Regions from separate parts of the Homo sapiens genome. Here region 1 is linked to region 2. A link is a contact called in ENCODE Hi-C data. All regions are on one chromosome and are shown on one strand. Each heading gives the region's core, a stretch centred on a gene start or an enhancer-like site at or near the end of the contact. The rest is flanking DNA. Distances are from core to core; before and after follow the strand shown. Region 1 holds the start of OR5M8 (olfactory receptor family 5 subfamily M member 8). Region 2 holds the start of OR8U3 (olfactory receptor family 8 subfamily U member 3).

What was found. A loop is a pair of places that touch in the nucleus more often than their neighbours do. Pooled maps may share reads with other maps.
Region 1: a map of ectodermal cell shows a loop between it and region 2 (4-fold over the local background). The contact joins the promoter of OR5M8 here to the promoter of OR8U3 in region 2. A Hi-C loop is called at or near these places in 1 of 168 maps with a recorded cell type or tissue (ectodermal cell) and 1 of 50 pooled maps.

What each region holds. Positions count from the first base shown.
Region 1 is chr11:56,487,884-56,493,281 of GRCh38, reverse strand. It overlaps OR5M8 (olfactory receptor family 5 subfamily M member 8), which reads left to right and starts at 1,912. Exons shown (of 1, transcript NM_001005282.1): 1 at 1,912-2,847. The coding sequence starts at 1,912. The coding sequence ends at 2,847.
Region 2 is chr11:56,416,374-56,421,560 of GRCh38, reverse strand. It overlaps OR8U3 (olfactory receptor family 8 subfamily U member 3), which reads left to right and starts at 3,329. Exons shown (of 1, transcript NM_001004744.1): 1 at 3,329-4,303. The coding sequence starts at 3,329. The coding sequence ends at 4,303.

The DNA.
Region 1 (5,398 bases), core at 663-3,162, 73 kb before region 2:
GGCAGAGTGTCATAGAATCGGTTTGAGGGTTGAATGTGTTAAAACTTATAAAATAGATTAGCGTTTGGATTATAAGAAACACCATGTAAGTGCTGGTTAAATTAGTTGTAAAACTAAAACACAGAATAAGGAACATGTCAAAAGAATAGAGCAGCATTTCAGAAATATCTAACTCCAGATCCTGTGAACTGATTTTATGCTAAGCCTATTGCATTTTTATCAAAGCATTCATCTTTTTGTTTGGTTGAGTCCTAAAACTTAAGAATGTCAACCAGATGTGTGCATTTGTCAAACACACAAAGTTGGGCACTTTAAATATGTGAATTTCACTGTATATAAATTATTGCAAAAACAACATTAAACAAAGAAACAAAGGTGAAATCTGACAGGAGCTTGATATATAAAAATGAATGAGGGTACATCACTACTATGATTGAATAGATGTAGACACAGCTTTTACTCAATGTTGTATAAATCACAAATAAAATCTTTGTTTCAGATATTCAAAAATAACCTTCTATAAGTTGTTCTTGTGAATATAGATGATTTTTATATAGAAAAATAGAAGGTACATTTCATTAATATCAGTGTTAACAGTTTTTGTTGTTGTTGTAAGTAACAGAACACAGCTCTGGTTATGCTAAGCAAAACCGGAACATTCTGAAAGGATGTTAGGGCTCCTAAATCAATGTGCGGTTAAAAGACCAGGCTCAGAGAACAGATAGCAGCCTAGGCAGGTGTGGAGGCTGAGCAGATCAAACCACACAGAATCAGTGTTTCTTTGCAACATCAGCCTGATCTTCAAACTTCACTGTAATCAATTAGATGAAAAAATATTTTGCAACCTTGAGTCATGAACTTACTTAAGACAAGCAGGGACTAACATCTGACCCCTGCCTACTCCTTTATGGTTTTTTTTTTTTTTTTTTTTTTTTTTTTTTTTTTTTGAGACAGCATCTGGCTCTGTCGTCCAGGCTGGAGTGCAGTGGCACCGTCTTGGCTCACTGCAAGCTCCGCCTCCCGGGTTCACGCCATTCTCCTGCCTCAGCCTCCTGAGTAGCTGGGACTACAGGCGCCTGCCACCACACCTGCCCTGACTACTCCTTTCTAAACAGAGAATCTGGTCTCTCAGTGGAAACTAGAAGTGGAAGATCAAGAGGAGAGAATTTCCATGAGTCTTAACTCCACATAATGGAAAATTTCCTCCAAAAAATTCAAAGAGAGTGTTACTGGCTAGAGAATTTAATAGCTGTGCAACCCTCAAAAGGCAAATATGCAGACACTTTTCAAAATAAGGGGAAAAAAATCATGCCCTGCCTGGAGAATCCCTATTGCACTGAGCCTGGAGGAATAAGAAAGCAACAAATGAGCCCAACCTGTTTGCTCAGGCTTCTCCAGGAAGGGATCGGATTGGTGAAAACTATTCACAAAGAACAAGATCCTCGGGCAAATATTGCTTTTTGATACTTGTCCTTTTCTCTCTTTACGCGCATTCTCTGCCCAGTATTATAATCGGGAAAAAAGAAATTGCTTAGTTCTGAATGTTATGTTTTGGGGCAAGTCCACCTATAAAGTACATTTCTCAAATAAAAGGAGAGGCAGAATAAGGGGAGGAGAAACGAGAGAAGAAGAATAGAAAAACAGAAGCTGAATTTGAAGGGAGTGAAAAGAAAGAAAATGGAAAGAAAACAAGAAAAATAAAGGGCAGTATCATAAAAGGTAGAGAGCTGCTTTGAATATCCCTAATTTAGTTTACCTGAAACAAAGTTCAGTAGAAATAGAATGAGGAAAACTGCCAAAAAGAGGGGACGTTTTTGGTAAAAGATCATTACTGTAATAGTAATAATCATGTTGCTATTGTATTGTAATCCAATATATATGTAAAGTTCCTTTCTTCCACCGAAGGAAATTATGAGAAGAAACTGCACGTTGGTGACTGAGTTCATTCTCCTGGGACTGACCAGTCGCCGGGAATTACAAATTCTCCTCTTCACGCTGTTTCTGGCCATTTACATGGTCACGGTGGCAGGGAACCTTGGCATGATTGTCCTCATCCAGGCCAACGCCTGGCTCCACATGCCCATGTACTTTTTCCTGAGCCACTTATCCTTCGTGGATCTGTGCTTCTCTTCCAATGTGACTCCAAAGATGCTGGAGATTTTCCTTTCAGAGAAGAAAAGCATTTCCTATCCTGCCTGTCTTGTGCAGTGTTACCTTTTTATCGCCTTGGTCCATGTTGAGATCTACATCCTGGCTGTGATGGCCTTTGACCGGTACATGGCCATCTGCAACCCTCTGCTTTATGGCAGCAGAATGTCCAAGAGTGTGTGCTCCTTCCTCATCACGGTGCCTTATGTGTATGGAGCGCTCACTGGCCTGATGGAGACCATGTGGACCTACAACCTAGCCTTCTGTGGCCCCAATGAAATTAATCACTTCTACTGTGCGGACCCACCACTGATTAAGCTGGCTTGTTCTGACACCTACAACAAGGAGTTGTCAATGTTTATTGTGGCTGGCTGGAACCTTTCTTTTTCTCTCTTCATCATATGTATTTCCTACCTTTACATTTTCCCTGCTATTTTAAAGATTCGCTCTACAGAGGGCAGGCAAAAAGCTTTTTCTACCTGTGGCTCCCATCTGACAGCTGTCACTATATTCTATGCAACCCTTTTCTTCATGTATCTCAGACCCCCCTCAAAGGAATCTGTTGAACAGGGTAAAATGGTAGCTGTATTTTATACCACAGTAATCCCTATGCTGAACCTTATAATTTATAGCCTTAGAAATAAAAATGTAAAAGAAGCATTAATCAAAGAGCTGTCAATGAAGATATACTTTTCTTAAAAATCAGTATTCTTTTGGTTTCTAAAGCCCTTCCTAGACTTTTTTCTTTAGCTGAGAAATATAGTGCATCAATGGAGAACATTGCAGTTTTCAAAACTTTATTTATTTTTATTTTATTATTATATTTTGAGATGGAGTTTCTCTCTGTCTTAGGCTGGAGTGCAGTGGTGTGATCTCGGCTCACTGCAACCTTTGCCTCCCGGGTTCAAGCAATTCTCCTGCCTCAGCCTCCCGAGTAGCTGGGAACACAAGCGCACACCACCATGCCCGACTCATTTTTTGTATTTTAGTAGAGACAGGGTTTCACCATGCTGGCCAGGCTCGGCCTCCCAAAGTGCTGGGATTACACGCATGAAACACCGCGCCCAGTCTAAAAACTTTATTTTCTAAAATTCAAATACGTACAATTTTGTTCACAAAAGCTTTTATGTTTTAAGTTGTCATTCATCTTGTTCAGCAGTTATTTTAAGTTCTTTGTCTTCCGTGCACAGAATGGCTTTGTACCTCCATGCCCTTAGGTTTAGGTAAGATCATGTGGCTATTTCTGGAAGATGAGATTAAAATTCACATATGTCACTTCTCAGTTGAATACTTAATTGATTGTTAGAACATTTTTGAGTGGATCTGTTGTTTTTATTTTTTCCATGGTGACCAGCAAGACTTAATATAGTGGCTGCCCAGTCAGGAGACATGGAACACTGTTCTCATCCGACTCACAATGGCAATACAAAACGGCTGATAAATAACGTTTTCATAAGCTACTATGATATGTGGAGTTTGCTTGTTTCCCTAGCACAAAATAGCCTATTCTGATTGATGCCATATTAATTATACAAATTCACACAGGCTGAATTATATAACATAGAATGAGAACATCACAAACCTTGAAGAAATCACATTTGAGATTTTGTTTTGTGTTCTTGTAGTCATTTTTAATGCTTTTACATACACATGTGTGTTCAGTTAAAATTATTTATTATAATTACCATTTGAACCTACTCATGATTAATGTATGTAGTTTTAAATGTCAAATAATATTACAAGCCATATATAAACTCCTGTCTCACTTCTACCTTACCACTAACTCCCCATAGATAATACTTTCTTGTTATTTCCTTTGGAAATTAACCCATTTTAAATTATATGCTTGTATTCCTCTGTACTGATTTTTCAAATATGCACATAATTTATTGACATCTGTTTATTAAAGATAAGGTGCCATCATTCTTTCACCAATCACTTCATTCTTACCCTACAATGATCACTTCTTTCTCTTCATTGTCACAGTAGGATCACATTTGAATTTTTGGCTTAATCAGTATCTACTGTTAAAATTACTATGAATGTATCATTAATAATACCTGAAGTATACTATAATACTTTGAGCATCACTAACACTAGTATTAATTATTAATAATATGAATACTACTATGATTGTAATTCTCTTCTTGCACAGTTACTGGATTTTCATAAAGTTGACAATGGCCTCCAGTTTTGCTCTTCTTTTTGTATAGTAGCTACTTTTCCCCAAACTGTCACTAAACTGTAAAGCACCTTTATAGGGTCAAACACAATAGATGATCTATAGTTTCCATATTTTTTTCTCAGACGTTCTCTGTCCTCCCATTGGATTCTGCTCTGTTTGCAGAGCTGTTATTTGAAGATAATGATTCCAATCATTGGTTTAAGGCATTTCATTCATTCAACTTGATTACATGACAATATGCAACAAACTGGAGATTCAACAAAAATAAGACAGAAAAAAGTCTTAAAGAGAGTTTTATGGAACAGTTAATGAACTTTTCTGCTGTTATCATGAGTGGCACAAGGTCAGAGATAACTAGGTCCATGCATGTTTGTATTTTTCTGCAATGTCAGAATTTTCTTGATGCTATTTCAATCATAAAATCCATGAGCTACATGGGGTTCCCGAGGAGGCAATTCTCCTTAAAACTTCCTGTTCACTCAGTAGTCAGAGCCATGGGCAAACAGGCTCAAGTCATTCAACAAGTCAGTCAGTATTGCAGTCCATGAATTACAGTATATTTAATCAGTCTATAAATGTAATAGATTACACATTGTACAGCAAACAAAGTAACATTTATCATCAAGAATAAAGGGACTGGAAATGGGTTAAGGAACCAGTCCACTGAGAGTGACATGAACAAAAAGAATAGCCTACTCAGGCCCTGGTGGTCCATCAATAACCTTGTAAAGAAGAGTTTTCGTTGTGGGCAAAGCCTTCAGTGGCAAATGCAAGATGCTTATCTCAAGTGATAACAAGATGGTGTCTTTTAAGGTGGCTGTTTCAAGCTGCTGAAATCCTGCTCTTTTATGGACACAGAGTCCTCTAGTAAGAACTGATAGTGGAAGAGTGACTTTGTTATGTCCTTATCTGGTTGGATGCAGTCTTTCTTGATTAGGCAAAACATCTGGCCCTTGTTGGCATGATGCCTTTAAAAATGTAAGATGAAGTCATTTTCTAAGATGGAGTAACTTATATCAATGGGGCTCTATACTACGATTCAGCCCCAGGTTCCCTTCTACACTT
Region 2 (5,187 bases), core at 2,080-4,579:
AACCTGAGATATATGTCTCTAATTCTTAAGAAGCAAGGCAAGCCCTTCAAGAATTAGTGTTTCAGAGAGAGATATAATTCATGTTGCAACTGAGTTTTGAGAATCTAGATGGGCAAATATAACCTACGGAGATTTGAAGATAGCAAAATAAATAAAACTGCTTAATTTTAAAGAACTAGCCAACTATCAGAAAGGCCTAAAAAAGACAATTGCTAATTAATTTTGGTACTCACCAAAATAATTAGAAAAACCAATATTTTCTTCAACATGCATGGTTAAGTGAATATCTAAAATTTTCGTCCAATAGTTTAAAAAGGTACTAAGATGTAATTTTTCAATGCTGTAAATATTGGCATTTAAAATTAAATATAGATTTAAATGAATGCCTAAAATTAAATGTATCTTAATATAAAATAATTAACATAACCTATATTTTTCTAATTTTGATGAGTGATGATTAAATATAAATTTAACTTGTTGAAAATTGTCTTATTAATGAGATGGGAGTCATATTAATGGTGTCTTGATAAGAAGGATTATCCAAATGCTGAAGTCTTTTAGAATCCAGGATATTTTTTACACCTGGGGGCAAGAGATCATAAGATTCCAGATGGATGAAAAGTATGCCTTTTGTTTATAACATGGGAAAATGAATGATTTTGAAAATAGAAAACCAAGGAGAACCAAGAGCACAGGTACTTTCTCAATCAAATCATTTTCAGAAAAATGGAAAGATAGAAATAGAGGAACTGAAGATTAACTTTCTTAAGACTATTTTTGTGCAGTTGGGATTTCACTGACATGGTGGAGTGTTGTACTCAAACTAATTCACAGGTTAGGCAAACAAATCCCAAAAAGAAATTTTGAAAATATTTCCAAAAAATTTTAGATATTTTGAAAATTTTGAAAATATATCTGAACTCTGGTTGCCATTCCAAAAATCAAATTTGCTCTTTAGATTACTGATTCTCAAACATGGTTGTACATTAGAATCACTTGGGCCTCGGTGCCTCCAAGATGTTCTGAATAAATGGTATTGGATGCCCCAGTATTGTCATGTTAAGAGCTCTAGATGATTCCAATATGCAGTAAAGTTTAAGGCAAAACTTGCTTTAGGAAGATGAAGTGAAGGAAGAAACATTAGTGCTCATGAAATAACTCTTGGTTTGAAATATGGAATTGATTTTAGATTTCCCCTAAAAATAGGTAAAGATATGAAAATGACCAAATGGGTGGTGAGACTTTGGGATGGTGATTAATTCAAAAAAACCCAGACAAATGAATTGGAGGCTATGAAGAAAAACTGCTTTTAAAAACTTAGAGGAATTAATAAAATAATGTACAGAGTTGTAAGGTAGATACAAAATCATAAATGCTGTATTTTTATGAGCACTGTAACAGATTTTTATAAGTAATTTTATTTCTACGTGATTTTTAAGTTTATTGAATTTGGAATGTAAACTCCAGTTTAATATCCAACTTCGCTGTGGACTTTGTTTTTCTACCATAATGTGCTGTATGTATCTACTTAAACTTAAATATTCCATGTTACCTAATAGCACGTGTCCACCATAGTTAACGTTCTTACTGATACATCTATTTTCTCATGTGGCTTTTTCTCATTTGGTGTGACATGTACCTTGGAACCACCACAAATCTTGAAGTTATATAAAAGCAATAACACAAGAAGTGCTAACATATAGATGGACTTCATTAAGTAAAAAATAAAGTGAAATAAATGGTAGATAAACCTCTTTCCCTGACACTATTTTTCAGTGAAGGTGGTCTATTTACTTTTACATTGTGGGATAGCCTTATAATTATCCTCAATTAGGGTTCAAATTATAACTTCACAGCTCGAATTGACATAAAATCCTTTGTGAAAAAAAATTGAGCATATTCAAGTCCCATATGTAAGTCAGATAATTCTCACTTTTGAATATTCATGAACGAAACAGTTATTTACTGAGAATAGCAATATATATGTATATATGTATATGTCTATGCATCTGTGTGTGTGTGTGTGTGTGTGTGTATATATATATATATATATATATATATATATATATATATGTTTTAGGAGTCTTCTATTTTACTTTGACCTAGTATATGAAAACTTAGCAATCTTTGGAAAACTACAGTTTTCATGTTTGTCTTCTGTAAGCTTTAAACATTTAGTTTGACACTTTAGCCTCGTTCTTCCATCCATCCCGGCGATTAAAGCTTAAGGAACAAACCACTACACTTGGGCAGCATAAGGATGATTAGAAATATGGGCTCTGCTGTCAGTTATACATAGTCACACTAATACTCTGTGACCATCACCAGAAAGTCGGATTTTTCCAATGTTTATAAGGAGTTATGGGTGAGAGCCTTCCTCATAGGGTAAGCAAGAGACTATCTTAATTCATGTAATGCACTCAGAATATCTGATAAGGACATCACTCAATTGCAATAGATAAAATAATAATAGTACTAATCAATGGAATATGAAAGACAAAGTGGTTAGATATGATGATCTCTCAAAGCATTTTCTAGTTAATATTTCATGATTCTATTTTTTGAAAAATAAAGCCAGGACCAAATTAAAGTTTAAATAGGCTAATATTGGGCTTAACAAGATGAATCCTCTTTTTTTCAGGGCTGGTAGAAATACAAATAATTATAATTATCCTAAAAGATGCATCAAAAACTCCACCCACCAGTATATGTTTCCATAAAACTTTTTACAACTGAATGTTTCCTTTCTCATATTTCTGATCAAATTTCTTTCCATTTCTACAGCATAAATTACTTATTCTATATAAATGTGGGAAGGAATATAGCAAATTGAATAGTTCATAGGAGCTCTAAAATTATTTTGATCTATTTTTGACATATTTTATGGAAGCACGCACAAAACCGAAAAATAAGGAAATATAAATGTGGTCACGTCTATAAATTCAATATTTTTGTTCTGTTATATATGCATGGAAAATATATAAGATTTTTAATGGCAGCAAAAACATTGAAATATTAGTGTCAGTTGTCACAAGCGGTTTCATACTATATAATTTTAACCAACATCTTCTCTTATTTTCTAAAATTACAAAGCAAAATATTTCTTAAGGTGGTCTATTTACTATTCTGCAAGTAAAAGACTCCCCTCCCTCAGGCAAGATTGGCCTCTGTCATTAGAGAGGTAAGATGTATGTTTTTGCCCACATGATGATATGATTCAAGGCAAGAAGACAACAATCATCACCTTTACCCAACACTGACAGGGAACATGAGAAGTATCTTTTTTATTTTTCAACTGCGACAAAATCTACAAAACCTGTTAGGATAAATGGCTGAAGTTAATATCATTTATGTCACTGTATTCATTCTGAAAGGAATTACCAACCGGCCAGAGCTTCAGGCCCCGTGCTTTGGGGTGTTTTTAGTTATCTATCTGGTCACAGTGCTGGGCAATCTTGGGTTGATTACTTTAATCAAGATTGATACTCGACTCCACACACCTATGTACTATTTCCTCAGCCACCTGGCCTTTGTTGACCTTTGTTACTCCTCTGCTATTACACCGAAGATGATGGTGAATTTTGTTGTGGAACGCAACACCATTCCTTTCCATGCTTGTGCAACCCAACTGGGTTGTTTTCTCACCTTCATGATCACTGAGTGTTTCCTTCTAGCCTCCATGGCCTACGATTGCTATGTCGCCATCTGTAGTCCCCTGCATTATTCAACACTGATGTCAAGAAGAGTCTGCATTCAACTGGTGGCAGTTCCATATATATACAGCTTCCTGGTTGCCCTCTTCCACACCGTTATCACTTTCCGTCTGACTTACTGTGGCCCAAACTTAATTAACCATTTCTATTGTGATGACCTCCCCTTCTTAGCTCTGTCCTGCTCAGACACACACATGAAGGAAATTCTGATATTTGCCTTTGCTGGCTTTGATATGATCTCTTCCTCTTCCATTGTCCTCACCTCCTACATCTTTATTATTGCCGCTATCCTAAGGATCCGCTCTACTCAGGGGCAACACAAAGCCATTTCCACCTGTGGCTCCCATATGGTGACTGTCACTATTTTCTATGGCACACTGATCTTTATGTACCTACAGCCCAAATCAAATCACTCCTTGGACACAGACAAGATGGCTTCTGTATTTTACACAGTGGTGATCCCCATGTTAAACCCCCTAATCTATAGTCTAAGGAACAAAGAAGTGAAAGATGCCTCAAAGAAAGCCTTGGATAAAGGTTGTGAAAACTTACAGATATTAACATTTTTAAAAATAAGAAAACTTTATTAAACAAGCAGGAAATAAATCAAACTTTTTCTTGTAATTATTTCCCAATGAACTGAAAATGTAGCTGTTACTTTAATGGACCTTGACATTTTCTGCAAGAACCAGGCAGATCATGAAAAATCAGTACGAATTAAAGCATTCAATTCAGGCCATCACAGTCTTGGCAGACCACTGAAACCACGTTCAAATACAAACAGAGACACACTCATATATGCAAACACTCATAGGTGTATTTAAAGCAAAGGCAGCAGCATGTTTTTGTTAGAGTTTGGGATGCTGAAACAAGATTGAGTTTGAACACTATTTCCTTCATATTAGCTCTGCAACCTTGGAAAATTGAGCTAAATTTTGTGTGGCTTTGTCTCCAAGTCTGGGAAATAATAGGACCTAACTCATTGCTCTTTTTTTAAGGATTGTACAGGTTAATATTTATGAAATGCTTAGAAAAATATCCAGTGATAATAAGTGTTTTGGAAGCCTTAGGTATATAAATGTTTGTTATATAAAGTTAGAAATGAATTTATTTGGCCTGGCACAGTGGCTCACACCTGTAGTACCAGCACTTTAGGAGTCAAGGGTGGGAGGATTGCTTAAGCCCAGGAGTTCAAGACCAGCCTGGGCAACATAGCGAGACCTTCTCTCTCTCTCTCTAAAAACAAACAAACAAACAAACCAAAACATAAAACTATTAAAAAATAAATTCATTAAGGTCTTCAAGGCTAATTAGTCAAGTAGTCCTACTTGCTACAATCAAGTAAACATATGATGTGTGTGAAGTTTTCTCTCTAAATTGAAGGTCACATAACTAGCAATATGAAAATTCTAAAAGCAAATTTAGGTTTATCTGAATTTTTTGTTAACACTGTGGGTGTTAAGAATGAGGTTAA